Linked DNA regions of Homo sapiens: region 1 is linked to region 2. A link is a loop called in an ENCODE intact Hi-C map of the cell type or tissue named here. Cell type or tissue: HCT116. All regions are shown on one strand. Links, peaks and the distances in the headings refer to the core of each region. The heading gives the core; the rest is flanking DNA.

What was found. A loop is a pair of places that touch in the nucleus more often than their neighbours do. Peaks named below come from ENCODE experiments on the same cell type or tissue, not always from the same donor. Only the 100,000 strongest peaks of a DNase experiment are listed, where the experiment ranks them.
Region 1: it touches region 2 in a loop (2.1-fold over the local background); 2 of 110 quality-filtered maps call a loop at or near these places.

What each region holds. Positions count from the first base shown.
Region 1 is chr2:214,581,136-214,597,867 of GRCh38, reverse strand. No RefSeq gene overlaps it. Among named protein-coding and RNA genes, the nearest start is that of VWC2L-IT1, 79 kb to the right of the region's middle. RefSeq lists an enhancer at 3,627-4,267. In HCT116, for the core only: CTCF peaks have their summits at 6,299 (motif pointing right) and 10,215; DNase peaks (open chromatin) are centred at 3,977, 6,330 and 10,277.
Region 2 is chr2:214,061,299-214,078,030 of GRCh38, reverse strand. The region is part of intron 13 of SPAG16 (sperm associated antigen 16); the gene reads right to left. Among named protein-coding and RNA genes, the nearest start is that of MIR4438, 310 kb to the right of the region's middle. In HCT116, for the core only: no CTCF peak of the experiment used is centred there; a DNase peak (open chromatin) is centred at 8,550; H3K4me3 peaks cover 376 bases.

The DNA of each region.
Region 1 (16,732 bases), core at 3,130-11,129, 520 kb before region 2:
AGGTTTTAAAATTATATACTAAAGGTGTATACATTACATATTATACTATAACTTGCTTTTTTCACTCAAAGTATTCATGAGATTTATTTAAATTAAGATGTATTGTTCTAGTTCGTTCACTTTCACCACTGTATAATAATCTACTGTATAAACATATCTCAATTTATTCATTCTCCTCTTGATGGATATTTAGGATGTTTCTGATTTTCTAGGACATCAGTCAATATTGCTGTGAACATGCTTATGTATGTCTCCTTTTACCTACACGTGAAGGTTCTTCATATGCCCAGCAGGGAAATCGCTGTCATAGGATGAATATGCCTTCAGTTGTACAGATAATGCCACATTGTTTTGAGTAGTTCTATTATCTTATAATCCTACCAGCAGATGAAGAAATTTCTCCTTATTTTATACTCTTGTCAACATTGGCTGTTGTTAATGTTTTCAGCTCGTGTGTATCTCATAGGTTGAAGCAATATCTCATTCTGAGTTAAAGTCAGTATATGCTGCCAAACTGGTAAATAGGCAAAGCAGCCCTGACTTGTAGCATTTGTCCATTTCCATTGTGTAAAACTTCCCACATGGCCAGTTTCAGGTTACCAACACGACAGCACTAATGTGGCAATGCTGACTTGGGAAGAGATGGGAACGATCAACTTTCCGATGATGGTTCAACCTTGCCTACTTTGGGATGCCAAATTTATGCTTAAATTTAAATTTAATTAAATTTACATTTCCCTGATTACATTGAATGTCTTTCCATATATTTTCCACTATTTATATTTCTTATTCTATGAAATTCATTATTCATTGATCTAAAATGTTTCCACTCCCGTAAATTAAATGTGTAAGTGGTTTACAGGTGTTTCAATCTGTTTCACTGGCATATTTACTTATTTATTCATCAATTTCACACTATTTCAAGTTACAGTGATAAAAATATCTCCCCATTCGCCTTTTCCTTTCTTGTTCTTCATCAGAATCATTTGGTATTCCTGACAGAATGGCATAGTGGTGTCAAGGGCAGGGACACTGGAGGCAAATGGGGGAAGAATCTTCATTTTTTATTACTATTTGTTTGACCCTGTGTAAGTTTTTACTCTCTCTGTGCCTCTGTTTTCTCAGGTATAAAATGGAAATGATAGTGGAACCTATCTTATAGTTAAGGTTATTGTGGACATAAAAGAGTTGTTATTTTTAAAGTTCTTAGAATGGTGCCTGATCAACAGAAAAACTATTAAGTATTTGCTATTATTCCATAAATACCTTTAGAATCAACCCATCAGGTTTCCTAAAACATAATACTAGGATTTTCTTTTTTTTTTCTTTTTTCAAAATTTTTTTATTTCCATAGGTTATTGGAGAACAGGTGGTGTTTGTATATGAGTAAGTTCTTTAGTGGTGATTTGTGAGATTTTGGTGCGCTCATCACCTGAGCAGTGTGCACTGCATCCTATTTGTAGTCTTTTATCCCTCACGCCCTTCCCACCCTTTCCCCTGAGTCTCCAAAGTCCATTGTGTCATTTTTATGCCTTTGCATCCTCATAGCTTAGCTCCCAATTATGAATGAGAATATACAATGTTTGGTTTTCCATTCCTGAGTTACCTCACTTAGAATAAGTCTCCAATTTCATCCAGGTCATTGCAAATGCCATTGATTCATTCCTTTTTATGGCTGAGTAGTATTCCATCATATATGTATGCCACAATTTCTTCTTCTTCTTCTTCTTATTATTATTATTATACTTTAAGTTTTAGGGTACATGTGCACAATGTGCAGGTTAGTTACATATGTATACATGTGCCATGCTGGTGTGCTGTACCCATTAACTCGTCATTTAGCATTAGGTATATCTCCTAATGCTATCCCTCCCCCCTCCCCCCAAATACTAGGATTTTCATTGAAATTTTATACATTAGCTTGGGGGACAATCACCATCTTAATAATAGTGGGTTTTCCCTTGCACACAAATAGTATATTTCTACATGTATTTAAGTCCTCTTTACTTTTTTTTTTTTAGTAAGGCTTTAAAATTTTCTTCAAAAATTTATGTAGATCTTTTGTTATATCTCATGCAAGGTATCTTTTGTTCTTCATCATTGTTGTGCCTTAAAATTCAGACATTCTCTTCTATATGAGTTTCAGACATTCTCTTCTATATGAGTTTCAGACATTCTCTTCTATATGAGTTTCAGACATTCTCTTCTATATGAGTTTCAGACATTCTCTTCTATATGAGTTTCAGACATTCTCTTCTATATGAGTTTCAGACATTCTCTTCTATATGAGCTTCAGACATTCTCTTCTATATGAGTTTCAGACATTCTCTTCTATATGAGTTTTAGACATTCTCTTCTATATGAGTTTTAGACATTCTCTTCTATATGAGTTTTAGACATTCTCTTCTATATGAGTTTTAGACGTTCTCTTCTATATCAGTTTTAGACGTTCTCTTCTATATGAGTTTTAGACGTTCTCTTCTATATGAGTTTTAGGGTCAGTTTAAATTTCAAAGAATTTGGAGGGAATTTTGATAAAAACTTTATTGAATTTGTAAACTAATTTTGGGGATACTTTTCTCATATTCCCTTTATGAACATGTTAATTTTTATTTAGAATTTTTAAAGTTCTTGATGACCATCATGCAAGACATGAGTGTTATGCTTAAGTACCTTATATTTTCTGTTGTCATTATAAATGAGATTTTTATTGCCATTACATTTTCTATTTATGACTTGGGGAGAAATGCTATTAATTTTTACATGTTCATTCAGCTGCTGAACTGCATAAGTTTTTATTATTTGATATTTTCTTGATTTTTCTATGTAGATAGTAACATCTGCAAATAATGACAATTGTGTCTCTTTTTTTGTACAACTCATGTGTTATTTCTTTTATCATTTTTTTGTTGACTAGGAACTCCAAGAAAATGTTGAACTATAGGAGTGGTAGAAGGTAATTGCGGATATTTCTTTTGGTAGTACACCAAAACTAACAGTTCATGGCAAGAAGAAATCTGAAATCATATCAATAAGTTATTCTGTTACACATGATATCCATTGGTGTATCTTGTACCACTTTGAATAGATCTTCTTCCTCTGCCTGATTTTGTAATACTATAGTGTGGAAAAAATTACATTCATTAAGATAAACACTGATCTTGTTAGAACAGTCTTGAAGTACTGTAAAGCTATCAAGCTCAGGGTGGTGAATACAAGTTTTGCAAAATTCGAATTTTCCAATTTTCACTTGAAAAGTTGAGTTTTATCATTGGCAAGAGATACTGCTAGCTGTCACTTGTTTTCCTTGAAGTGATAAGACTTGCTACATATATTCTTGAGAAAAATGTATGCAGAAAAACAAACTTTGATAGCTATAGTTTGTCCATCAGTCATTCTTACAAGTAAAAATCATGTTCCATGAAAAAAAGTGGTAGTTCATTTTACAATTCAAACAATTGAACATAGCTTTTCCTTAAGGTAACTTGAGTACTTTAGTATGCAGCAGAAAGTACTTTATTTATAATTCCCATTTTGTCACACTGCATACTAAAAAGACATGTACTCGAGGATTGAGTTTTAATATAATTAATATCGTTTCATGAAGGTCATTCTTATGCAAAACTGGCTTTTGGGAGCTGAGTGAGGGGGTGGCATGTGTTTTCTGCAAGTGCATGTGAAAAATGCAGAACTCATGGCACATGAAACTTCATTCAAACTCTTGCACTTTGAGACCTGACAAAACTCTGGCATGGCTTCCAGTAGCATAACACCATGTCCCTAGGATGACTCCAGTCCCCGTTAAAATGCCTGCCTGAGAAAGTTCATGCTGCCAGAAAAGCTTACTATTTGTTCTAGCCAACACACACAGAATGATAGGCCTCTGACCTCCCTTTCTTAGTTCACTAACTAAAATGGGCTCAGGATTGTAAATACATAGCTCTTGCTGCTCACTGGGAGGCCATTCCTTTGAAATGCAGTCATCAAAAAGGATAAGGCCTCTCTCTCCCAGTCTCTGTGGGAGGATAGAACCTTAACTTAGATAACTACCTGCTAGCAGACACAGCTGGCCTACTTACCTTCACACTGACTAACCCTTTGTACTTGTTCACTTCTCTGATTCTGTTGAGTCCCTACACTGACCCCTTCCTCATTCTCCTTTTAAAACACCCAAACCACCTCTGCCCAAATTGAAATAGAGCTTGACTGTTTCCCCTACTGTGAGTAGTCATTGAATAAAATTTGTTTTCACTGTTTTAATTAATGTCCAATTGTGTCTATCTCTGACACATAGCAGTGAAAAAGACCACTAGTATAATTTAGTGCTACTGCCTTGGTTTGAGCAGTTTTACCCACTGTTGCTTTTGTAATATCAGTGCAAATGTCAATACAATGAAAACAAAATAACTTATAAAATTATAAAAATATTATATTATAAAAATATTTTTAAAATATTATAATTATATTATAAAATATTATAAAATATTATAAAAGTATTATAAAAATAATTTTTAGGGCCAGGAGTGGTAGCTCACACCTGTAATCCCAGCACTTTGGGAGGCCAAGGTGGGCAGATCACCTGAGGTCAGGAGTTCGAGTCCACCCTGGCCAACATGATGAAACCCCATCTCTACTAAAAATATAAAAATTAACTGGGTGTGGTGGCACACACCTGTAATTCCAGCTACTCAGGAGGCTGAGGCAGGAGAATCGCTTGAACCCAGGAGGTGGAGGTTGCCGCGAGCTGAGATCATGCCACTGCACTCCAGCCTGGGCAACAGAGCAGGACTCCATCTCAAAAAAAAAAAAATTGACTTTGTATATCTTTTCTAATCCCTTTATTTGAATTTTCAGTGTTTTATTTTAGGTGTTTTTCTTATAATATGCTGAATTGAAAAACATCTTATTTAATCTTTTATTAGGTAATTTTAAACCTTTATATTTGTTGTTACTACTGGTTAATTAAAACATTTTACTTTCTATTACCATGTTATTTTCTCTTACTCTCCCCTACTCCCCTGTTATAACTTGGATTGATCTTTTTTCTCAATTTTTTTCCTCCTGGTTTAGAAGTTTGATATTTGATTCTAATTTTCATTTTATATATTTTCTAAAGCAGTTTAATGTCATCGTCATTACTATACCTTTTTACTTTTATACTTATTTCTCCCTGTTTTATTCCAGGTGAATATTTTCATATCTACATTCAAATTATTACTTTGGCTATATCTAGGAAATAACTTAAAACATACTGAACTTTTTATTTTAATAGCTAATTTTTGATTTCCAAGAATTCTAATTGGCTCTGTTTTCTTAGCCTATTCTTGATTCATATCTGACATCTTCGGTTTTATAATTTTAGTTTTTGGTTTTTTTACAGATGTTATTAACTTCTTTGAGGATATAAAACATTTCTTCTTTAAAGTCATTTTAACATTTCTTGATTGAATTTACTTTCGTTAGCATTTCTGTGTTTCAAATGCTTAAAATTTTAGTTGGACAATTCCTTTTCACATTCTCTATAGTTATTCTTTCCTGTCTATAGTCTGCAGACTCAGTATCTCCTATCTAGAGCCAGGCTTCATACTGATGCCTCTGCATTTGTGTCCCATGGTGATAATGAAAACAATACCGACCTAATCATAAGCCTTCAAGCTTGGCTCGGGTCCTACTGGCATGGCTGTTTATGCTCTCTATAGTTCCCCTCCTGCTGCCAAGTATAGTTTCATATAAGCCAGTGTCTTGGGGATTGGCACAGGCTCTCCATTAAAATATATGCGTGTGTGTATATATGTATATATATATGTATATGTGTGTGTATGTTATATATATACTATGAACAATTCTGGAATCTGGTTGATCTAGTGGCAATAGCCTTTCCTCACCTCTGTCTGTTCTATCGTATTACTAGCTCTTGTGCATGTTAATATACTGAAAAATATTAATGTTAAAATTTTTTAAAGTATCTAATCTATTAGTATTTGTGTGTGTGTGTGTGTGTGTGAGAGAGAGAGAGAGAGAGAGAGAAGGTTGCAGCATTAATTCAAGGCACCATCTTGACTGGAAGCCTTTAGGCTATTTCTATAGTAAGTTCTATTAAATAAAAATGTCAACAAAAATGGTGATACAACAGAGATAGAGGCACTGGACTAATTAGTAAAATATTTAGAACAGAGACAATTATGCATATTGAATTCTCTGCAGCACTCGCCACAATGTCTTGCATATAATAAGCACTTAGTATCCATTAGATTCTTTGCATTCACAGATTTGACACTTGTGGTTTTGAATTTTCCCAAGTGACCTCCAGAGGGCTCTGAAATTTTACTGCTCCCAGCATGTGCATCTCAATATGACTGTGGTTCTTCTTCATCAAGCAGTCTTTATTGTGCATCACTAAGTGCTTATAACTACAATTTTTGTATGTGTATAAAATAAGAGACATGGTTTTATAAAAATTTAGTAGTAAACTTAGGAGTTGAGAAGGAAAAGGAAACAGGTTATTTTCAATAGAATGTGATTTTGGAGAAAATCAAGATCCATGCAAAAAGTTCTGGAATATCAAATTTAAGGATATGTAGAGGACTCTGGAAGTATTGCTGATGAATGCCAAATGTCCACTATAAATATTTGACTTGAAGTAATTTGAATTCATTTTGGAATTTGCCTATGTGATACAATTCGAGAAACAATAAGATTGTGCTGTCCCTACATTCCCAAATTATATTCATTGTGATATTTCATCTTGAGAGATTCATTACTTTGTGCCAAGTATTTCCCTTTTCCTGATGACATATCTTCACATTTATAAGCATCTGTTATTGTGAAGGGAGTGGGCCCATTGTCATCAACACTTTTGGCTAAAGGTTTTCAGGTCCACTCACTCCACATTTATTGAACATCTCTTATGTGCCAGAGACTCTTCTAGGTACTATGGTCAATACAAGGATGAAAATTGGCTGTCTTGCAGGAGCTCAAAGTCCTGGGGAAAAACGGATAGGTTGAAATATTAAAATATAATGTAATAAGTACTGTTAAAATGTATGAAAAAAGCTCTCCTCTGATAGCTTATAGGAGGACACAGTAAGTGATTCCAGGAGAAAAAGGAAAATATTCAGAGAGGAGATCATATTTGAGTCTGCGAAGTACCAGTAGGAATCTGCTTAGTAGGAAGAGATGGGAATGACTCTTCTCAGCATGCTGAGGATTTCTGAGGATGCTAAATCCAGGTCTGGAAGGTAGAAAGATGGGGAGAGAAATAGGGCTCTGGGAAAAAGGTTGGGATGTCAAAGACAAAGTCTGTCTTATAAGAAAACTTTTTTTACAAACAACCCCATCAACAAGTGGGCGAAGGATATGAACAGACATTTCTCAAAATAAGACATTTGTGCAGCCAAAAGACACATGAAAAAATGCTCATCATCACTGGCCATCAGAGAAATGCAAATCAAAACCACAATGAGATACCATCTCACACCAGTTAGAATGGCAATCATTAAAAAGTCAGGAAACAACAGGTGCTGGAGAGGATGTGGAGAAATAGGAACACTTTTACACTGTTGGTGGGACTGTAAACTAAGTTCAACCATTGTGGAAGTCGGTGTGGCAATTCCTCAGGGATCTAGAACTAGAAACACCATTTGACCCAGCCATCCCATTACTGGGTATATACCCAAAGGATTATAAATCATGCCACTATAAAGACACATGCACACGTATGTTTATTGCAGCACTATTCACAATAGCAAAGACTTGGAACCAAGCCAAATGTCCAGCAATGATAGACTGGATTAAGAAAATGTGGCACATATACACCATGGAATACTATGCAGCCATAAAAAAGGATGAGTTCCTGTCCTTTGTAGGGACATGGATGAAGCTGGAAACCATCATTCTCAGCAAACTATCACAAGGACAAAAAACCAAACACTGCATGTTCTCACTCATACGTGGGAATTGAACGATAACACATGGACACAGGAAGGGGAACATCACACACCTGAGCCTGTTGTGGGGTGGGGGGAGCGGGGAGGGATAGCATTAGGAGATATACCTAATGTTAAATGACGAGTTAATGGGTGCAGCACACCAACATGACACATGTATACATATGTTACAAACCTGCACATTGTGCACATGTACCCCAAAACTTAAAGTATCATAAAAAAAAATCTCAACCCAGAAAAAAGATTTTTAACATGACACTAGGCCCTATTTCTACCCTGAGTGAGACCTCAGTAATGTTTTTGTTTTTTATAGGATGCCTGGGGTAGAGTAAAGATAATACTACTCTAGAAACTGGGAGGTACTTAGCTTCTAGACAAGTTTCGCCATGTATTATGTTATTGTGTGCTAGCTTTGTAACTTTTTGGAGCTTCAGTTCCCCCAGTAAGATATGCAATAACAGCCGCTTTGTTACTATAGTGAGTTCATAGAATATAAAATTAAATAGCATATGTGAAAATTTGTTGAAATTGCAAAATACTGTACAAGTATATGATTAAGTATGAATGTTGTTCAGCAAGCTATTGAGTCTGATCAATGCAGGGATCACCGGAGGTGATGTGTCCGTGAAGGACAGGTGTGAGGCATGTGGGCTAGTAAAACAGTATAGGAGAATTTTTTCCCTGAGTACATTTTCTGGATTGCTTTTGATCTGCTGCCAGGATGAGCTCTCACATACTACATTCATGGTCATCCCGACTCTGATTCTACTCCAAATCTGCCATTTTGCAGATAGAGCTATGAAAGGGGATATGGCCACTGGTGGAGATATGCAAATCTATTTTTATGATAAAGAAGCAATCTAAGGGAATGCCACTTGGCCAGGAGGATCAGGGGCATTACCTTTATACATAATGACTATTTTAGTCATGAATAAAAGTTATTTAAGCTGTTTCTTCTTTAGAAAGTACTTGTAAATTCAGCAGAAACTGGAACCCACATCTCCCATTACACTGTTGTCTATATTTTGGGAGAGACAACATTTCTACTTTTGTTTCCTGTGGGTGATACAAAATTAGCTAAAGACTAATAAGCCAAAGCAGTAACCTTGAATTTTGTGAAAGTTACGGAAAACGTAATGCCAGGAGTTATATATCTGCAACTGAAATTAGTCCCAGTGCACCCCTTTCACTCTGATTCCGGGCATGCCGATAAAATACCAGGAGACATGCAATACAACGAAAATTGGTTCTTTGGGTATCTGAGCATCTTGGCTTAGAAGAGATTTAACCTTGGCCTCATGCTTCCCGAGGGGCCTGTTGCTGACACTGCTTAAGTGCTGGAACTACCAAGCAGCATACAGAATTTTTCATGTGAGTGAAATTAAAAATGAAACATTCAAAGTCCTATTGATTCTAGATGTGTTCTATATGCATTAAATTGAACGTAATGGACTGAAAAATGAACATTTCAGCATGTATAGGTAAGACTTATTTGTGTGAGAATATATTGCTGTCATACCCTTTATCCAGCAATATATGTATTTATCTACATTGATATGTAATGCTAAAGCATTCTGTTGAATCTTTCAGAGATAACAGAATCAATTTTCACTCACTTTACTTAAATGTTGCTCATCATTAATCTGTAATTAGCCTTTGACTTTTCTTCTCTAAATATAGGTGGACAAGATTTAATGAACACTGTATTTTGACCATTGGAAATACTGAGTAAGATTCTTAGCATGAAGAGAATGTAGAAGAACGTATGGCTATACAGTATCTATAATCTGATCAGAGTCACAGCATGTCTTCATTTGGATTGTTTCTATGTGTTATCGGTATTCTCCCAGGTCTATAGTCTATTCTTACGCAGTCTTACCTGCTTATGTTTCTGTCATCTATGTTCTTAAAACTCCTTCACTTGCATTCCTGTCTTGATCTTGGCCTTGAACTTCAAACTCAAATATCCAATGGACTATTTGGGAGAGATACTTAGCTATCTTGCTGTCACTCAATGTCTAAAGCTCAGCTCATCATATTCACACACAACCAAAACTATTCTTCCCTTGTATTTCAAAGCTCACTCAAGTTATACTGCTTCTTCCCTTTAATTCCTTTATTCAGTTTCCAAGTTCTCATAATTTCATTGCTTCAATTTAGCGTAAAGGGTCCAGGTGTAAGTCTGCTGCTCCCTAAAATGGGAGCTGAGAAAAGAGATGGCTAGGAGGAGTGGGTGGTGGGAAGGTCAAGGTGATCCAGGACGAGATCAGGGCACACAATTCCCGCTAGGAGGAGCTGTTCTCAGGAAATGCTTTGGCACTCTCTCCAGTCTCCAATGACCCCACCCTGGATGCCATGATGCTTTTTCCCCTCTCTATTTCAGGTCTGATTTTTCTGAGCTTGCCTGTCAGGGAGTCTTGCTTTTTTTCTAGGCCACTGAAAGGCTTTACTGAAGAGTGAAAGGAGAAAATGATAATTGATGAATTCAGCTAGAAGTGATGAAATAATACAAAGAAGGGCAAGCCCTCTTCAAAAATAGAAACCTGGCCCCACATCTGCTTAACTTTACCTCCTGCCTAGAAGCAGCTTCCAATGGAGGAGTCTAGGAAACTCCTAAATTAATGTGTTACTAAATTTCTAGAAGAAGAAAGTGTAAGTTTAGAGATTTCTCCCTGTTTCTTCATATTCTCTGATCTTTGGGTGAGATTTTAGTTTTTAAATACTAATTATACCTCACCTAGGAAATAAAGGGTTGTAGCTCTGTCAATGACATCAAAATTTTTTTTGTAAAGAAAAATATGGGCAAATCTCACAAGCGAAATTTTGCATGGAAGGTGCTAAGTTCAAAAGATACACACTGCATGATTCTATTTACATAGTTTTATAGCAGGCATAAGTGAGTTTTGCTACTGGAAGCTCAGCCATTCTTGTTGGGGTTATCCTTGGTGGCAGTGAGGATACTGCCTGGGAAACAGTATGTGGGAACTTCTGAGGTGCCAGTGTTATACCCTATATACCCTGTGTTATAGGTATACTTAGAGTGTGTACACTTTTCTGTATAGTCTAAGTAAAAAGTTAAAGATGTTCATGTATTCCCATGTTCATTACAACCCCATTCAGAATATCTAAAAGAAGCAACCTAAATGTCCATTGACCAAATATTATTTGGCCATTAAGAAAGAAGGAAATTCTACAACATGAGAGAACATGAATGAAAGTTGAGGACATTATGCTATGTGAAATTAGCCAGTCACACAAAGACAAATACTGTAATATTCAAATACTGTAAGGTGTCTAAAATAGTCAAATTCATAGTCAAAGAGCAGAATGGTTTCCAGGGTTGGGTGGTGTGGAGAGGGAGAAATGAGGAGTTGCTAATTAACAGACATAAAGTTTCAGTTAAGCAAGATGAATAAGTTCTTGGATTTGTTGTACATCATTGTACCTATAATCAACAATAGTGTATTATACACATAATTGTTTAAGAGGGTAGAACTCATATGAAGTGTTCTTGCCACAATAAAATGAAAAGATGTTCACTTAGAATAAATCCTTTATATAAAGAAGGAAAGCATTTGGCCTTGCACACATGATTCTGATGATATCTACAGAGCCATGAAGAAGTGGACCTTTACGATGATCCAGTTTACACATAAATCAGGTCTTAAATTACTTTGGGCCAGATTATTCAGTTCAACCTCAGTTCTGGTGATGCTAAGTATGCAATTGTTCAAATTAACCAATTTTAAAAATCTATTTCATTGTGAACCTAAGAGGGTTAGAAAAAATATTTCTAGTTGTATTTCAATGTAAACATAATACATTTCCAATATACTCTTTTATTTCTCCAGAAGATAACTAAAGAAAATAGTATAGTGCTGTATAACCAGCCTACATGCTGTGGATTTTTATGTACTGAAATATAGATTATACGGTAAACAAAGAGTATTTTTCTGAGTTGACATCATTTCAATAGGCATATGAGTTTGATGACTAGCCTTCCATTTTCTGCAAGTGAAAATCAATGGGATGGAATATGTGATTACAGATATATGTTCTGGTTTTACTTCTGCAAGTGCAAAGAAAGGAAATGTATCATTGCATGCTACATTGGTGGTGTGAAATATCACAATTCTGTGCACCTCCCCCATTTTTTTAAGTTACTTTATGCTTTTTCAGATGCTTCATTTCATAGCTTTGCTGCTGTGAGCCTGACCTCCCTGCTCATTGGAGGACAGTTGATGCCAAGGAGGTTTTTTAAAAAATAAAGACCCAGTTGTAACGGTCTACCGAAGCTATTACAGGCTGCTGACTCTGGAGTCTTGGTAGCCAGTGGCCTGGCTGCTGCTATAAGTCACTGTACTGGAGGAACAGGAGTGAGAAATAGGACACTGACTCTGCTCTTACTTATGGGTGGTGCCTTTTATACTATGTATATCCAAAGTGTGCCTTGCACAGTGCTCAGTAACTCATGAGCCAGAAGGTGCAGGTGGATATCTAAGGCAAACTCAGGCAATTAAAGTTAACATTCCTGAGAGGAGGATACTTTTCAGGCTGAGAAACAGGCAACTGATGGTTGAGAACCTCCTGGAACTTTGCTAGGTTTTCTGGGGAAACTGAAAGCAGCCCAGCCAACAGGATACAAGTGTGCCTTACATAAACAATAAAGTGGCTTGGATAATATTATCCTCCAAGTGCATGTTAAGTGTGCAGATCTGGATACCCAAGGAAGTTGTTCCCTTTATCTTATAGAAGTAGTACCCTACAAGGCCACATCAGATAGTAAACATAGCAAGCAAGTGGAACCTAAGCCCTCTTATGCAGAAATAACTGTCTAATTGCAAAAAATCCCAAACAAAAGCAAAAATCCCAACTATATGCTTATGTTAATATTTGCACATTTGATAAGAAATATTTTCTTTTTATACATCTATTTCATTGCCACTGCAATGATTTTAGGTTTCATGGCAGTTTGATTTTCATTCCCCTCTGCAGCTTTCCTTCGCTCATGTTCAGCCTCCCTCTGAAATCAATGAACCACATGAGCCACAAATGATTAGGGATGGGAAATTAAATGTACGAACAAGCATAACTAATAAAGTGCCTCAAGCAAGGCAAAGATGGGGTAAAATTACTGTAGGCTAAACAAGCCTGCAATTTTTAGGTACAAAAGAGAAGAGTTTACTAGACAGATGGAAACATAGTGAATATTTGATCTTAATGACACAGCCATCAGTTCACCATAATGTTCATAACTTTTTACATTTCTATAGATACATAGACCTATACTATTTACACATAGATACAAATGTACACACACACCTTAGACATTTTGATACTTGCAATTTACAAATTATGTCTTATATTTTTATAGCCCATAATCTCAATTTATCCACAAGATATTTTGTAGTATCCTTTTATCTGTAAAATTGTAACACAGAAAACTTCTTGACAGCTGGTTTCAAGACTGGTTGTGTGAGTTTCCAGAGCACATGGTCATCCTCATATTGTTATTTCCATAAATTTGGAAAGGGATTCTTGCTCAAATACACATCTCTTGATTGCTTACTGATGCTCTACCAGGGGCCCAGCCTTCAGTTCTGCAGTTGAGCCTGGTACCAAGTAAGCTTTCAATAGATTAGGCCAACAGAGCAACTACTATTGACGGATGGCATTACTCAAATTTCTGCAGAGATACAAGGACAATTCCTGACAAAATGCAGTGTAGTGAGAACCTGAAGTGGGTAGAGGGGAGGGGGTTCCACTAATCAGTAAACTGACTACAGAAAAGAAGGGTTGTCATCAAGATACATGATTTCTTCACGACATAGAGGTGACCCATCTTTGCTTTTTTTGGAATTTTCTCAAAGTCCCCGCTTTTATGAGGCATATGTTTACTGATTTGAATGGATTTTATCATTAGCAAAATAGAGCAGTTACATGATCTGAGCTGTATCAGCAGAAACTCCATCTTATAAACTGCCAAAGGGCATTGACCACTTTCTTTATTCTTACCCTGATCTATTTCTCTTTTAAAACTCAGATAAAAAATCCCATTTCCCAGAAAGCTGCCTCACAGGCTCCCAGTGTGCCTGTTCATATCTAACACACAGCATTTGCCTCCCTCTCTGTTATTGTGGACTTGCCTTGTTGTGTGCCCCATCAGACTGTAAGCTTCTTGAGCACAGGGGAAAAAATGCATTATTCAGTTCAACCACAGTCTAATTTCCTAGGTAGAAAGTTGTTTATTGAATAAATCTTTTTATTAATATGACAGATAAGAAAAAAATATTTGATTGTAGGAATTGGGTTAGCTACAACACAACATGGAGAAGTCTCAGAAACTTAAGTGTCTAGTAACATACTTTAAAACCTTGAATCTATTTTTTTCTGAGTTAAGTGCTTTATAGTATTTTTCTCAGAGTTCCTGGTTTATAACATATGCATGATGAGCTTGCAGCAGATCTATCTCATAACAGAACCTGGATGAACTTTTGTGCAATAATCGAAAATACTGAATATGGTGACTTCTGAAACAAACACCAAGTCACCAGAGAAGTATGCGGTTGAGGGGAACTGGAAGCTAAATAACCTGCCTGTGTGGATACCTTTCCCTTGAGATGGTGGCTACTGGAAGCCAGAGACAGACCTTTCAACAAGATTAAAGAGATGCTATTAATTGCTATCGATCATGGGTCAACAAATTAAATTGCATCTGCAACTGCATCTCTGGAAGGTCTAAATGAGAAATGCAGTTAATGGGTCTGGCTGACCCAATGTTGTGATTAATTAAAAAGGGAATGCAACCAAAAAAAAAAAAAAAAAAAAAAACAAAGGCGAAGAAATATATAATGGGAGAAGGGTGGACAACCTTAAAAATCTCAAGTTGAAAGCCTTTCCCAGGACCTAAGTTGTCATTTAACTCTATATATTCTGGGGAAAAAAATGAAAAACAGAAGGCCACAGTGAACAGCTAAATAAGTATTTTTTTGAATTTCTGGAATTCTGGTGAGCAACAATATGAAAAAGAAACCAACATTTTGTATTCCGAAGGGGCAAGTGAGGGAAGAGGTGCTGGAAACTTATAAGCAGTTTGTGTCACAATATGCAGATAAATTGTTTCACTATCATGTGAGATTAATATTTGCCACATACCAATGAAAGAATTCGGTTATTCTTGCCATTCCAAATTTGACCTCCATTTCAAAAATACCTTGAAAAAAATATGACCAGTGGTAAACTTTGGCTATTCAAATCACTTTTATTCAAACCAAGATACAAATAGTGTTGACAAATAGTAACAGGGTGGGCTGCCCCAAAGACTACTTTTTATCTGAAGTTGACTCTGAATATCTGATATATTGTCAGTATCTTCAGCATAATGTCCTAAAATGTCATGAGCCACCCCTAGGTAAAGCGTAAGTTGCATATTTTTGGTGGTGGTTTTATTAGCGTCAATGTCTTAATCACCTGGGCTAGAAAATGTGACTGTTTTAATTCTTGAGCTCCCGTTTGATCCTCCATAAGGTCCTTTTGTTCCAGCTGGTCTGTTTGAGTCTTTCCACTCCCAGAACAGACCCTCATTCTTCTTCCTGGACTTTTGTGATTACCTCCCTCAGTGTTTCCACCTCTCTCTCCCTGGGCCCCAAAGCATCCTTCGCTATATCAGATTTGTTTTTAAAATACAAATACAGCCACGTCACCCTGTTATTTGATGTCGATTAATCAATAGTATCAACAAAAACCAAGTTGGATTTTCTTGGCATAATCTTCCAGGTCTTAACAATTGAGTTTTCTTCCCAGACACGATCTCCCACTGTATGCCCCCATCTCTAGCCTTACACTATAAGCACGCCTGACTGCTTCTCACACTCCAAATACTCTGTACTCTATTCATTTTTTGTTGCTCTGTAATATCATTCTCTTAAATATCTGCCCAAATTGTATCTAACTGACAAGATCCAAATCCAATATCACCTTATCCATGAGATCTCCTTTCTGATACTATAAATCTTAATAATGATAGCTTCTTGTGCTAGGCCCTATTCTAAACTATTTTATGGGTAGTATTCTGTTTAATATTTAACAACCCTCTGATATAAAAGCTGGTTCTGCCTCTTTCTAATCATGGAAGCCTGAGAAAATCAAAAAACCTCTCTGAACTTCAGTGTTGCAGTCTTCAAAATGGGATTACTAGTCCATAATTTCATGGTGGTTATGAGGATGGTTGACTAATGAATGCAAATTACTGTCTTGTGTGAAGTAACCAGTACAGTGTCTGCCACTCAGAAGGGGCTCAATAAATGGTCTCTGAACTTTATATCCAAATTCTTCTCCAATCCTGCCCAACTCACAAAATTATTTGGGAGGTTTTAAAACTAAAACTTTATTCTAGAAATGTAGTTTTTTGAAAGTATCCCTACTCAAAACCAGGTTGTAATGTGAGTACTGGGATTACTGAAATTGGAGTTTGGGCTTCAAACAGTTAGGAGTTCAAGATTCTAAAAAATTAAGAAAGCCATCATATCATTACCACAACTGAAAATATTTGGAATGTAAAGCAAATTTTGAGTTTCTAAAATTAAGTGAAAGAAATTCATTCAACTCAATCTATTTAACTCTCATGAAAGATACTATGGCGCTAGCTGTGTTTTGTTTCATCAAAATAACAACATGCCTTCTAGGTGTACAAGGTTGATTAGGGAGAATCAAGTGTTCGTACTAGACAGTACAGTTTGAGGCTCACTGATAATGGTGTCACCCAAATTTAAGGTATAAATCCCTTA
Region 2 (16,732 bases), core at 4,571-12,570:
CAGAAAAGAGAGGCTAAAGTAAGGATTAATGTGCAAACGCTTTACTTAAGAGATGCAAGCCCAGAGCAGCTGCAATGAGAGAAAGAGAAGTGAGGCAGGGACAGACAGGGAATAAGGCATTCCTGCATTGGCTACTACACAAAAGGAACAGCAAGTTGCTACAGAGTTATATCCTTTGCCATACAGGATTTTGGTGGGCAGAATGCAGGGAAAACTATGACTCTGACTAATCCTGGGAGGGAAGAAGGAATGGGATTCAGTTCAAGTTTGCTTCTTGGAAATCAAACTCCCCTATATTTCTAGGGTACATCATCTGGATATTTTGGCAGCTGCACAATGTGCCTGATTCCATACCCGCCTTCATGGTGTTTAATTGAAGTCTGAAAGTGGTCATTGAGGCAGAATTATTGGCACATGGCTGGCCAACGTGCCTGCACAGGGGCAGCCAAGGGGAGGGGAGAACTCAGCACTCTCAGGACAAGTGACTAGATGACTTTGGAGACAGCAGTGCTGGGAAAATCAGTGAAAAGCCTTAAGATATGTATCTGAAATAATGCCCTTTCCCAAAAACTGAGAATAAGGCCTTTAACTCTACTTTTGTTTTGAGTTGGCCTCTTGCATAGATGAGACATAAAACTGGGAATCTTCAGTGTTAACTTTTTTAAACATGTGTTTAGAAGAACAAATGAAGCCTGCCTGTAGAAGAATAAAGAAGATATTCAGGTTGAAACAGAAACAAGAGTGAGGGACATCCTCTCGGGATCCCTTGAAGGCTTCTCATTCCTGGCTCCAGTCCCTCACAAGGTACAGTTATATTCTTGCCCCTAGGTACCCGGAGGTTGTGGTTGCCTGTTATTATTAATAAATATTTTTTCTCTACTTGCTCTGTTTATTTGTACATGTAATCAAACTAATGACATCTGTATCATCAGATTATAAGATGCAAAATAAATCTCTTCTTGGCCTCCCTTAAATGTTGTTATTCTTAGGCTTCTAGATTCCAGGCTCTCCTCTATTCTCATGCTGCACACTCCTCCAGGCGGCCTGGGTTCATTTCCAAAGCTTCCATTTCCAAAGTCCATCATATATAAGATGACTCTGAACTATGTCTCCAGCTCATATCACTAAATCCAACTTGCTATTGATCAGGGTACAAGTTGATGGTTTCCACTGAATATATCCCAAAGTGAATTTATCATCTTTCAGCCTAGATCTCTCTACCTCATGATCTGTCCCTTGCTTACTTATTAACTTTGCCCAACCAAAAGCAAACTATGAACTCATATGCCATTGTGGTTAAATTCTCACGATCACAGCCCAAGGCACATTCTATAATAAGAACTACAAGAGGTCAAGTAACTTGCTACCATATTTTAAAACTAATAGACTCAGTAGTCAAACATCTGTTTGCCAGAATCTAAGGGCTGTGCTCTTTTTATTGTAGCATACACTCTCTCAACACAAACACACACACACACACACACACAGACACACACACACACACACACACACACACAGAATAAAATAAGAAGAATTAAAATAAATTGAGATACCCTAATTTTCACTTTAGGCCAATTTCTTAATTTTGTTTCAGGCATGTCCTTATTTTAATGATTGAATTTAATTTACAGTTAATTTCCATTTATCAGTATGTTGCTGATCTTTCTGGATGAATATTAGTGTAAAACACTTAATCCCTAGATACCTTCTTTCTGTTAACTAATATGTTTTAGATATAATTCTTCAAGATCAGGTGTTGTGTCTTCAAGTAGTGCAGACTAATTTTAATATCAGTCTAAACAAGCTGTAATCAAGAAGATAAATATACCTCAAAAATCATGCAAGACATTCCAAATTCAAATAGAAACGATTTTTGGGTTATCCATATCACTGTTTACTATTCATTTAAAACTTAAATGCATATGTATTTGTGTGTGTCTGCATTTAAATATATACTCTACTATGTCAAATATACATTTAAATATATAAAAGAGATGTTCACATGTAAAAATGCATTCAAATATAGACATATGCTTAATAAGTTTTTGATTCCATATAAGGGGATATGACAGAAAGAAAATTTATTTGCTAATTAGTTGTAATCAAGGCAGAAATCTTTACTTAAGAAAATTAACAATTACTATAAAAAAGTCTTAAACTCCAGCACAGTTCTTGAATTTACAATCTGTTCATCCTTACTTTAGATATAAGAATGCATTTCCTTAAGCACAACACATGAAGTCATATAGCGCTACAAAAATGTATACTGAGATAAAAATAAATCAGTTTCACTTAATTATCATCATGTGTGTATTTCCCTGCCTTGGACTTCAGGAGTGGGGCTGCTGTGGAATTTCGCCTCTGTGTTAAGGACGTATGGTTCATTATTCCCCTGAGGATATGAAGTTTTTCTTCTGCATATTTCTGTTTTATTTTGTAAGAAAACATTTTTGTTGGAGTATATAACATACTTACAGCAAAGTGCTGAAATCACAAGCGTTTAAGTTGGTGAGTTTATGTCAAGTGAAAATACCTAAGTTGACTTGTAGATCATTACGGCGTCCAGAAGCCTCCTTCATGCCCTTTCTCAATAACTATCTCCCCATAAAGTAAACACTATTTTGATTTTTATCAATAAAGTTTTTAATTTTACATAAATGGTATTAATTATGTACTATTGTACATAATTAATGTACAATAATGGAAGGGAATAGTCTAATCATCTTTGACTTTTGGGTATGTGAGGATTTATTAAATGGGCCACAAAATGTATTATTACTGAAAGAGAAGATAGAAACACTTTCAATTATCAAAATCAAGAAATTCCATTCACTAACGCCATTATGAACTGGAAAGACAACCAGAGTGGGAGAAAATACCTGAAAAAAAAAAGCTAGGGTACAGAAATATGAAGCACTCCTATGTTTAAAAGATTATAATGTTTAAAAGATTATAAAATTCAATTGTTTTGTGTGGCAGTATTTCATTATTTTTCATTGTATATGGTATTTCAACGTATGAAGCTATGCCATTTATTTACTGACTCTACTGTTGATGGAAATTTAAAGTTGTTGTAGGTTTTGACTATTGAAAATAATGCTATTATTAATATTCTTTTCCCACTCTGCATCCTTGCTAACAGTTTGCGTTATCTGCTGTTTTACTTTGGGGCATTTTATTGCGTTTATAGTGGTATCTCATTGTGTTTTCAAAGGACATTTCCTTGATGACTAATGATGTTTAATGCCTTTTAATATATTTATTAGTCCTTTGAATATTTTTTGTATATGTACTGTTCAAATCTCTTGCCTGTTTTTTAATTGAAAACTGTCTTTTTATTATGACTTACAGGAGTGCTTCATATTTCTGTACCCTAGCTTTTTTTCAGGTATTTTCTCCCACTCTGGTTGTCTTTTCAGTTCATAATGGCGTTAATGAATGGAATTTCTTGATTTTGATAATTGAAAGTGTTTCTATCTTCTCTTTCAGTAATAATACATGTTGTGGCCCATTTAATAAATCCTCACATACCCAAAAGTCAAAGATGATTAGACTATTCCCTTCCATTATCTTCTTTAAAAATTATTGCTTTGCACTTCACTTTAAGGTATATAGTTTATCTAGGATTAATTCCTGTGTATTGTATAAGTTTGGAGCAATAGTTTATTACTTGTCATATGAATATGAAATTGATCCTATATCATTCATAAAAACAACCTCTCTTCCATTGTATTTATGTCTTAGTTGAGATTTCCGTGACAGAATACCATAGACTTAGTGGTTCATGAACATAGAAATTTATTTCTCACAGTTCTGGAGGCTGGCAGTCTAAGATCAGAGTGCTAGCATGGTTGGGTTCTGGTGAGGGCCCTCTTCTGGATCACACATAGCTGTTTTCTCATTTTATTCTCACATAGCAGAGAGTGAGAGAACTCCCTTGTGTTCCATTTTAAGGGCACTAATATGATTTGCGTGGATGTAGGTGCACCCTGATGACCTAATTACCTCCCAATAGCCTCACTCCTAATAATGTCACATTGGGCATTAGGATTTCAACATATCAATTTTAGAAGGGACACAAACATTCAATCCATTGCAATTACAGTGTAACTTCTGTTGAAGTGGTGGCAACATTTATATGGGTCTCAGTTTTAGGCCTTCTATTTTGTTCCATTACTCTACTTGTCTATTTTTGAGCCAATATCACCATGTCATTATTAAAGTAAGACTTATAGTAGGTCTTGATATCTGGTAGTGTAAGTTTTCCAACTCTGTTCTTTTTAAAGCTTGTCTGTACTATCCCTGACCCTTTGTATTGCCATAAGAATTTTAGAATCACTTGTCTTTCTATAAAAGAAACTGCTGGAATGTTTTATTTGGTATTTCACTAAATTTATAGATCAATTTGAGAAGAATTGACATCTTTATGCTATTGAGTTCTTCCAATGCACAGACATGAAATATTCCTGCATATATTTAGGTCTTTTAAAATATCCGGCCGGGCGTGGTGGCTCATGCCTGTAATCCCAGCACTTTGGAAGGCCGGGGCAGGTGAATCATGAGCTCAGGAGATCGAGACCATCCTGGCCAACATGGTGAAACCCCGTCTCTACTAAAAATACAAAAATTAGCTGGCATGGTGGTGGGCGCCTGTAATCCCAGCTACTCAGGAGGCTGAGGCAGGAGAGTCGCTTGAACCAGGGGAGTTGGAGGTTGCAGTGAGCCAAGATTGCGCCACTGCACTCCAGCCTGGTGATAGAGCAAGACTCTGTCTCAAAAAAAAAGAAAAAAAAAAAAAGAAAAAATTTCCACCAATAATATTTTTTAGTTTTTAGCATAGAGAAATTCCATATTGTTGACCAATTTTGGTAGGTAGTTGATTTTTTATTGCTACTTTAAGTGTTATCTTACTTTATATTTAATTTTCTAGTTGTTTGTTACAAGTATATAGGACTGCAAGGTATCTTTTCATGTTGATCTTATATTCAGCCACTTTTCTAAAAGGAATAATGAACCACTAATTGTCACTAGAAATTTTAACTTTGTGATGAAAAATTGAAATGGCCTAATATATTTGTATGTGTTCATATTCACACATATGCTGAGTAGCTGTCTGTATATTATTTTGGAAATACAAGTATCTAAAGTACTATAGAAACTAAATCCAAGTTGGGTTTTAATTAAAAAACTGATGTTTGTCCTGTCCTATTGTTAAAATACATTACATTTTTATTTTTAAACATTTTTTAAAAAGTCCTACCCCTCCTAATTAAAATATATTGTCTTCTACTTTTTCTGATAATACAGTTTTTAATGACATCATCTTGGATTCTATTTTTAAATATCTTAAATGTCTATTTTCAAATGCTTTCATTTCTGTTACCTAAATTTTTATCAAACACCTACATTTCTATCTTCAAACTCATATTATTAAATCTATGCCAATTTTATTCAATAGCAGATTTCCCTAAACAGATTCCCTAGTCTAGTATTTCCCTTTAGTGTCATTCTTAAATGGTATATAGCTGAAGAAAAATTCCTGACAAACAATATTTTGAAAATGATTTGTACTCAAGGTGGGTGGGATTGTTCGGGGTGTAGGAGTGGTATGATGTTATATGTTTAATAAGAACATATCTGCCAGCAATTTTTTAATAGAATTTGAAACTTTGAAACAATACAACATTCATTTGGGCATTAGAAAGATCAGAAATAGTACCAGCTTTCTTCATATCCTTAATTAGATATTTCTACTTTATTTTTATATAAAGACTAAAAATTTTGCTTTACTTTGTTATAATGTATCTGTCAAAGTATCTCAAAGGACATTTACTTCTCTCATATAACAGGTGCAAATTTTGTGCTTGCCTTTGTAAAGATGTGTGACAACTGGAAACTGGAAATGTTAAGGGTCATGTATTTATCTTTAGAAAAGTGCAGCAAGAAAAAAAGCACCTTCCTGTAAATAATGCTTTTAAAAAAGTTCAATTTGTGACTTTTATGATTAAGATATTGTTTCTTAAAAAATAGCTTGTACATATTTATGATTAATTTATTTTGAAACCAATGAGAAATTTCACTAATTTTTAAAACCTAAACTCAGAGAGTTTAAAATTAGTTATAATTTCTCTTTTGAGTTAATGAACTAAGTTTCTAACTAAATTACAGTGTTATTGCCTTAAGTAAATAAAGACATAAAAGAATAAGGCAAAAATTGTGTTCTTCATCCTAGATCCTGATTACAATGACCAAAGAAATATATATAACAAATGGGAACTGATGATGAAGGAAAGATGATACTCACAAAAACATTGTAGTGTATTTCAGCAATCTACAACACCAAATTGAAGGAGGATAGGAAAGGCTGACTGACAGCTGCCTCTTCTGTATAATTGGTGCAGTAAACATGGAGACATCCACCAGTAACTCCCAATTTTATGTTGGAGTTCATGTTGGGTTAATATAGAAAAATCAGTACCTTAGTTTTTCAAGGTCGGTCATCTATGCAAATGGTTTTCCTTTGGTTGTTTTCATTATTTTTTCTTTTTCTCCTATATTCTGTATGATCATCTCAAGCTTATCCTCTACATGCCTTATACTGTTTACTGAATTACTTTATTATTTATAGCTTTTAATGCCATACCAGGGAGAAGTCCGACTGCCTGAAGGCTTTTGAGCTAATATGACTATACTTGTATTTAATGTGCTGAGCATAGACTATTTGGGCAGAAGTTTTGCATCTTATCTATCTACAGACCTGCCCTTGCTTTGAGCCCTTGCCTATTCAAATCAGGAGATGCTATTGAAGATCTTCCTAGCTGTATAACTATATTCCTGAGATACTCCACTATTTTCTTGGGATGTGGAATTGTGAGTTATCTATCACAAAAGTCTTCATTTGTTATATGCACCACATACAGCAGAAACTACTCAATATTCTTTGTGTGGATAGACTCCTTTCCTAGTTTCCAGTACTGGTGCAGACCTTTAGATTTTCTCGATTTTTATAATGCTTTGGTTATTTGTACAGTTTCCGGGTAGGGCAGATGAAGGTGAATCATTGAATTTCTTAGTTGACTCAGCCATATTTTTATAACTTTCTCTACTATATTTTCCAATTTATATTATGAATTAAGAAGAAAAAATTATAAAGCCCTGGGCAATGACAGATCAAAAAGAAAACTGCATAACATTCTCAGTTATACTATATATATGCAGAAATCTGAAAAATATTAGTAATGTGTTAATATAATAAAACCATAACCAAGTAGGATTTATTCTAAGAAAGCAAGGGTGGTTATATGTTAGAAACTCTACTGATATAATATAGACTTAATTACATCAGTATATTGATATATCAAAAGAGGGAATCTATATGATCAGCTCATTTGATGCTAAAAAGACAAAAAACAATACTTACTAGGTGAGGAAATATTCCAGTTTTCTAGAAATAGTAAAATATTCCTAATACTGGAGTAAAACAAATAAATGGCTGGAACCGACTAGAAAAAAAATTGCTTTTGTATATATTAAAGCTACGAAGATCTATGTTATAAATCACATAATTCAAAGCAGTGGAGAAAGAATGACATTTGATAAGTAGCCTTTGGACAACTGGCTTAGTATTTGGAAAACAATAAAGATCTACTCCATACCATATGCCAAAATGAATTACATTTGTTGTAAACAAACAAGAATTACAGAAAAAGATAAGTAAATATTCATCTGGTATCAGAGTAGGGGCATCTTTTCTAAATATAAAAATAAGAAATAAAACATTAGGGAAAGTATAGGTATATTTGATCACACAGAAGCATAAACATACTTATGCATTACAAGTATAAAAATTAAAAGGCAAATAACAAACTTGAAAAATACTTGTTGCAAGGAAAAAACTCATGGTCTTAATGCACAAAGAGGTATTTCAAACCAATCAGAAAAAAAAAAAAATTCCCCAAGAGGAAAATGTGCAAAGGATAAAAATAGGCAATTAAAAAAGAGAAGAAACACAAAATTGCCAAAACACATATAAAAATAAACTTAACTATACTCACAATTCAATGTTATTAACCAAAGTTACAATCTCCAGTTTATTGAACAAAGAGTCTCAGTGAGAAGCTCCTGGCCTTGCCTTGGTTGATATAAAGAACCTAATTATCCTAAGCATTTGTCTGTTGTCTATCTGATATTGGACATTAGAAAGGTACCTACATTCTGAGATTTTTAATAAAATCTATGATTTTTTTTAGAAAATTTAGGTTCTTCAGTATATATGAGTAGATATAGAAGTTTCTAAAATACTGAGGGCTTAAAAACAACAAAAAAAAAGGTGACAGAAGGGAACAAGCTTAGACTAATGAGACCTCATTTATCATGTTCCTCCTGATAATGCTTTTACCACCCATCTCCCTTGGTCATATGATTTTAGGTTGGCACTGGAATGAGGGTGAAGGGATAGAATTGGATGGGAACTAGTGACTTTCTGTTTAAGGCAGCTCTGAGTAAACCACTCTCTGACTCATCCTTGGACCAGGCTTTTGCCTGACTCATAGTTTAAGGGAGCTGTCACCCAGACAATAAAATCTCCTTAGATGCTATCTGCCAAACAGTCCTTGCTTAGTTACAACTGTGGGGGAAAGAGTCATGAAAGCAAAACCAGACATCGCTCCGGTTGAAATATCAAAAAGGAAAGTGGCAACCTAAACTCTGTGATGTTTATAACACAGACTGCCAATAACAAAATGGTGTTTCTAGGGAAAAATTAAACCCTTTCAATGGCCTCAAAGAAATTAGCAGCTTAACAATATACACGTATCGGAATGATTAAAACCATTCTCAAGCCTTATAAAAATATATGCAAAAAGATTTAAGTGTCCTTCAAAGATTTTGCATTTTATCTTATGTAGGAAATAATCACACAGAAAATTTGTGGAAGGGCAAAACTATATGGAATGTAATTTGATCTTATGAAATATATTTTAAAAGCATATACAACTTGGGTATTTAGAAACACAGGCTTTATGATTTCTTTTGTCCTAAGTGGCATGTCTTTAGAGTATATATAATGCAACGAATTTCTGAGGTCATTTTGACCTTTACTTCTTAGGGAATAAAGTATTATTCTTCTGTAAAGAAGTTCATAGTTTAATGGATAAGGTGTCAGGGAAAAAAAAATGAGACTAAGCAAGAATACCCTGGTTCTTGGGCTCTCCGTTATAAATAATGCTCTCATTAAAATTCTGCTTCGGAAGAAAGGCAAGTCCATTAGTCTGGGAGCTAATTTTTACTGGCTCCTTGGATGTATGCATATTAAAAATTCAGCTTTTATAATTGCCAGTCATCAACCACCTAGTCAATGCTGTTCTTGGAGATTTTAATTATTTACTTCATTTGCATAGACACTCCAATTTATGATCAACCATTTAGTTATCAAGGGACAGTTTGATAATTTTTCTTTTACATTTTTATTTATCCTTTTTATATTCCTAGGAAAAGCTCTGAGTCAGACCTTGTACCACAGTGAGTCTTATTAGAAAATAAAAACCATGGCCACCTCCATGAGTACTATGTGGGAACCATGGTTACTGATAAAACTTGGGCAAATTAGGGTTTTATTAGAACAAATCAAGGCTCTATGTCCAGTTAAAATATGCCTTTTATTCTGAGTTCAACATAATGGTTTGTGTAAAAATATCTAATAATACAGTACACACCAATAGTGCTTATTTTCTGTAATTCCCTTTCAGGAATGAATCCTTTCTGAAAAATAATCACAAAATGGCATACTGGGCAACTAAAATACAGTCACATATTATTTATCATCCCAATATTTGTATGATCTCTTGTTATGAATTTGCATCATTGTTTCCATTTTTAAGAACTGATTGATAGACACCAGAAATTAAGTGACTAGCTTTAATGTCTTAGGAGCCAGTGATAGTTGTGGAAATAAATTCTGTGTTCCATCCTTATACAACAGGACATTTTCTGTTATACTGCACGGCTTCCATATAGATGCAGTGTTTTCTCATCACTTTCCAAAAAAAAATATTTTGAAGGTTAAATTCTAATTTGAATTCTATTTACAAAGTAACACATTATTTTTTATAGTTTTTATGTCTCTAATCACTGAAGAATGTTTTATAATATCTCTTTGCCCCACTTACAGCTAACATGGTGTCAGACTTGGTGGAAATACGGTGAGAAAGTAGGGGCCCAAAAAGTAAATAAAGAAACCACAATGACATTTACTTAGGACGTTTGATAGCATGAAAATAATATTTCAACAAAATCCTGGCAAGGACCATCTTGAAAAGACCCGGATGTATTCACATCCAGACTATTTTACTTGTATATCATTATGATAGCATTCTTAAAATTTTAGTTTTTTTTTTTTCAGAAAGACATACACATACCCATATGCCTAAAAATCCTTTTCTTATCTTTGCCCAAATTTTGAGTATATTTTATAAGTGTACGCAATAGTAATACCTCTCCTGAATTACCCTTAATTTGGGAAATATCTACCTTGCTTCTCAGGTGGACCAGTGTCCCACATATTTTGGCTTTATGCATGCAGTAGAGCTGATTCTTCCCCAAATCTAATCAAAACTGCCTTTAATATTTGATGTTCACAATAAGGACTACTATTAAAACCTCCATTTCTATTGTGTGCTACACAATGTTTGATACAATATACATATTTTCTAAAAAGAGTAAAATATTGAAAAGGCTTCATATTCTCCTCTAAGAAACAACCTAATTATTGAACAAAACCAGTGCTTTGTCTATCAGCTGTGTTCTGCTACTGGCTCTGGAACAATGAAAGTGATGGATTTGTAATCACTGGTCTTATTGCTCTCCCTCCCTCTTCACTATCTGGAGGCTTTCTTCACATAGAAAGCTGAAAAGTTAATGTGAATGGAACCAAACAGCACCACCTGGAAAGCGTGGGAATTGATTGCTGAGGCTTCCTGCACTGCAAGACTTCAGTGCCATTGTGCCCAGCGCTCCTGGTGTGCAATCTCCTAAAACCCCCCAGAGAGCATACTGGGTGAAGGACAACAGTGGAACAAAGGATGACAGTTCTGGAAATTACAAAATCACTCCTTTGCAATGCAGACAAACTTAGTACCTGAAAATAATTTTTCCTTGGAAAGTTGAAATCAAAGAATAATTTTGATGTGTTTTCCTTTCTGCTCTTCTATTTCCCTTTTCCAGTAAAACATCCATCTATATTCATCTAGTTATCAATACAAGTTTTAACATGTTCCTTTTCCATTATATGGAGAATTATGTTTTTTTCTTTGCTATCTTTATTCTGTACAAAATATTTTATTGTAGTTTTTGAGTTTATTGAGTGTTTTTTCAGTAAACAACATATTTTTATTATATTGAATATTTTGTTGCTGCAAATATTGTCCTGTTCTAGGCACTGGAAGAGAAACACTTACATGAGCCACTTTACCTGTCCATAAAGAGTTTGAAACCAATAAGGAAAGAATAATGACAACTATAATAAATATGGGAAGGAGATATGCAATAAATGTAGGTATAAGTAAAGTTTTATGGAAATGCTTAATTTTAAGGTAGGAGTAAAATAGGGGAGACTAGGAAAAACATCATGAAACAGATGGCATTTTTTCTGAGCCTTGATGTTTGAGAAGGGTTTTGACTGATAACAAAGGAAGAGCTACAGCATTTTAGAAACAAGATTCAGCCTCAGATGGTGCTTGGTTATCTGGGGCAGCCAGAGTTGGTCTTTATGATTGCAATTCAGGTTTGCTGGAGGATTGTGGGAAGGTGAGCCAGGAAAGGTGGCTGTGGCAGACTTCTTTAATTTCATGAGGAAGCTTTACACTTCCTCCTGGAATTAGCAAAAGGTGACAGGGAATTAGCAAGATTTAAGAACAGACACATGTTCTAGGAAGATAAATATGGTGATAGTGGGAAGAAGTGGTCAACAAGCTGGACTTCTAACACAAGGGGAATAATTTGAAGGTGATTTCATCATTAGTTCTAGAACAGATGATAATCTGCACTAGTAAAGTGGTAGAGAATAAAAAGATGAAGAGTATTTGAGTATCATCAGGTATATATAATGTGTCATACGATATTTTGTGGTTGACAAAGTTTGGAGAGAGGAGCTGGTCAAACAGAAGTCAAACATTATGAGTTTGCTTAACTAGTCCAGAATGATATTTAAAGGCCAACCAATGTCTCCTAATTTAATGGAGAAGAATGAGAGGCTCATTTTATCTGGGCTACAGAGAGGGCTTCTTATTTTAACCAGGCCCTCACATATTTCAACATGCATAAAATTAACAGAGGAAATAAATATTCCCCTGTTAAGTATACAAACTCACATAAACTATATGTATTTGGTAATCTGTAAAGTAGGCATACTATGGAATAGCCTGACACTTTCCAGCTTTATTTGTAGTTTTTCTAAATGATCCAGTCAAGTGAATTTGAATCCCTTTTATTTGACTATTCCATTCTCAAATACTAACACCCTGTGCCATTTGCTTTTGTTCTTCCCACTTTAAAAGGTATTTTTCCCTTCACTGTAAAGATTTAGAATATTAGATGAGAACTTTCATAATTTCATTAATTCAAAATTATTTATTGTATACCTACTATGTTCCAGTCGGTGTTCTAAGTATTGTGATGCGATACCATATATAACAGTTTCATATAATGGATTTATAATCGATTTGAGGTCAAAATCCCTTTGCAATTTTAGGCCTATTTATTTTTAAAGATGATCAGAAGAATTATTTTCACTAGGATAAATATATTAGTGACATAATGCTTAAAAACACAGTTTTAGAATGAAACTAACAATAATATATAAGTGTTGATTCTAACCTTGTTAGCTCTGTGGACATAGATAAGTTATTCTGCCTTCTTAAACCTCAACTTTCTCATCTGTAAAAACTGAGATAATATTTATATCAACTTTATAGGTTTATTGTAAGAATCACATGAGAAAAAATATTTAAAGCTCTTAGCACAGTAGAAATACAAGTTACTGTTATTATTATTTATTCTTATATTCTTATAATTTTATTTTGAAAAAATGAAATAAAAGAAAAATTGAAATTAAGACATATGAATCTTCCAAAGTAATAAAACAAAAACTGCATTAAATAGACCCTCTTTTTTGGTCATATTTTCTTTTTAATTCAATCTATAGTTATTAACTTGTACAAAACACAAATCAGTTGTATTACCACACAGAGTATTTAAACATCTTCAGTGAATTTACAGAATTCTGTTTAATAGCAATTACAGGCTAGAAAACTGCCATGTGGCCCATTAAAACTAATTCAAACCAATATATCAAATGAACAGCTGAAATCTGTTCATTTGTTTATATCTGATTTCTGTAATTCAGTTAGTGGGTCAACTTACAATTTAATTGCAAAGACTATGAACTGAGGAACAGTTTATAAAATCACTCCTTGGAATTAAAATGATGAAACGCAGATAGCCCTATACAAAAGGAGGTCAGAATAATACACATACAATGTAGAGGTCTCCGAATATTTCTGGAAAAATACCTACAGGGTTTTACAAAGGGGACCTCCAAGAAATAGATTTTAGCACCCTAAATGAGTTAATTTTTAGAACAAGAGAATAATTGCTCCCAATATTTTATGACATTACCAGTTTTTAAACCTATAAGTATTTTTAAATTATCACAAGGAGCATACTTATTATTTAAAAAGCTAAATATATATAAGTATAATTAAAAACTATGAAAGTGTCCTCTCTCCACAGATTTCTACTCTCTAGACAGACGCAATTAATTATAGCAACTAGATATTATGCTTTCTTTATAAACATGATATGTCATCTCAATCACAGCTATACTCATATCCAAAGACACGTTTTGAAATAATAAAAGGATATATGTTTCCACAATTATTCAATATGTCTATTTTGTTCTTTGCCAAAATATCCTGAATATCTCTCAAAATCAGTACATGACTCTAGGTTGTTGGAATGAGAGCATAATATCCGACTGCATTAATTCTTCTCATTCATTCAGCAGGTATTTATTGAACTTCTATGGAATAGAGATTATGAGAAGTTGGGAGTATATAAATTAACAAAACAGTCGAAAATTCCTGCCCTCATAGGAGAGTTTACAGTGAGAGGAGAGATAGATAATAAACATTATAAATAAGTAATTTATGTATTATTAAAACATAATAAATGATACATTAAATAAAGTAATCTGGCATGGCCTCATGGAAATGGTGACATTTGAAAAAGACTGGAAGGAGGTAAGAAAACAATCCATGTTTATATATGGAGGAAGCAGTTCCTGGAAGAGGAAACAACTGATGCAAAGGCTGTGTTACTGTCTGAATGTCCCCAAAATTCATATGTTGAAACCTAATTGCTCATGTGATAGTATTAGAGGTGGGGCTTTAGGAAGTGATTAAGTCATAAGGGTGGAGCCTTCATGAATGGAATTAGTGACCTGATAAAAAAGCTGGAGGGAACTAGTAATTGCCCCATTGTTGACCTGTTTCTCCTGCCATGTGAAGACACAGTGCTCCTCCTCTCCATAGGATGCACCAAAAGGGCGCCATCTTGGAAGCAGACAGGGAAGCCTTCACCAGCACCTTGATCTTGGACTTTCCAGCCTCCAGAACCATGAAAAATAAATTTTCATTGTTTATAAATTACCCAGTATGTGGTATTATGGCATTTCAGCACATTAGATAAGAGAGGTTGTGAAGCAAAAGTATGGGTGGCATGTTCCAGGAATATAAAGGAAACCAATGTGCCTGGAGAGGCAAGAGCTGGCACTGTGCTGTTTGATATAGTACCCATTTATCACACATGGCTATTGAGCTAAACCAATTTAAGATGTGCTATTAGTATAACATACATTTCTGATTTTTAAGGCTGTGCATGAAAAAAATACCAAAAATCATTTTTATATTGATTACTTGTTGAATTTTTATACTGGTTTCATGTTGTTGAAATGATGTTTTTGAAATGTTGGGTTAAATATAATGTTATTAAATTAATTTCACTTATTTTCAACATTTTAATGTGCTACTAAAAACTTTAAAATTGCATATGTGACTCACATTACATTTCATCATTAGACAGTGCTGAGCTAGGAGAATCATAGGAGATGTTGTCAGAAGAAAAGCGGAGGAGCAGATCATGTAGGTCACTGGAAGGACATTAGCTTCTATTTGAATAAAATGAAAATCCTTTCTTGAGACTGGCCATAGGAGTGACTGATCAGAGTCACATGTTGCAAGAATCACTCTGTTTTACCATGTCGAGATTAAACTATAAGAGAGCAGAGACTAAAAAAAAAAAAAAAAAAAAGAGGAGGCTATTACAACAGGTGCGGTGGTGCCAACAAGATATTGTGATGAATTAGATGTGGAACTGGAGAGAAAGAGAGGAGTAAAATAATAACTTCAAGGTTTTTGTTCTCACCATCTGAAAAGATTGTGTTGCCATCAATTGAAATGGGTTGTGTAGTGGGAAATGCATGTTTGGGGATGTGGTAATGTTGTAGTGAGGTCAGGCGGTTGGTTTTGGTTTCTTTTTTTTTTTTTTTTTTTTTTTTTTGAGTCAGAGTCGTGCTCTGCCGCCCAGGCTGGAGTGCAGTGGCACGATCTCAGCTCACTGCAACCTCTGCCTACTGGGTTCAAGAGATTCTCCTGCCTCAGCCTCCTGAGTAGCTGGGATTAAGGCATGTGCCACCACACCTAACTAATTTTTGTATTTTTAATAGAGATGTGGTTTCATCATGTTGTCCAGGCTGGTCTCGAACTCCTGACCTCAAGGGATCTGCCCACTTCGGCCTCCCAAAGTGCTGGGATTACAGGCATGAGCCACTCTGCCTGGCCCAGGAGGTTGGTTTTTGATGTAACTTTAAGATGTCTATTAAAGATCACAATAGAAATGCTGATAATACATTTTAACATATCACTGTAGCAGTCTTTCTTCTGAATACTACACACTGCGTGTGTGTGTGTGTGTGTGTGTGTGTGTGTGTGTGTGTGCATGCTTTTATTCATTATGTATGCTATTTTCCTGCTTTTTTATTGGATAACAAACACTGGGAACTTTATCTTGTTGGGTGTTAAATTATTTTTAAAATTCCTCCTATAGCTCCATCCTTTTGAGTCTTGCCTTCTAACTTGTTAAATGGGTCCAGAGCAGTGCTCAACCTAGGGCTGCTTACTCCTCACTACTGAAGCAACTTCTGAGTACTGTAAAATACTGAGTATGGTGATTAATTTTATGTGTCAACTTTGTTAAACTATAGTATCCAGTTTTTGGTCAAACATAGGCCTAGATGTTTCTATGAAGGTATATTTTAGATGCAATCAGTAGCTGTAAGTAAAGCAGATTACCTTCCATAATGCAGGTGGGTCACATCCAATTAGTTGAAAGCATTAAGAGAAAAAAACTGAGGACCCCCATGTAAGAGAAAATTCTGCATCAAGACTGCCTTCAGACTTGAACTGCAATATCAACCCTTCTGTGAGTCTCCAGCCTACTGGTCTGCCCTGGAGATTTTGGACTAGCCAGCCTCCACAATCAATTCTTAAAGTATATGTATACACACGCATGCATACATTCCATTGGTTCTATATCTCTGGAAAACTCATACTAATACACCAAATGAAATTATGAGACTTTCCTGAGTACTAACCTAGTGCCCTGTGGATTATGAGTTTTT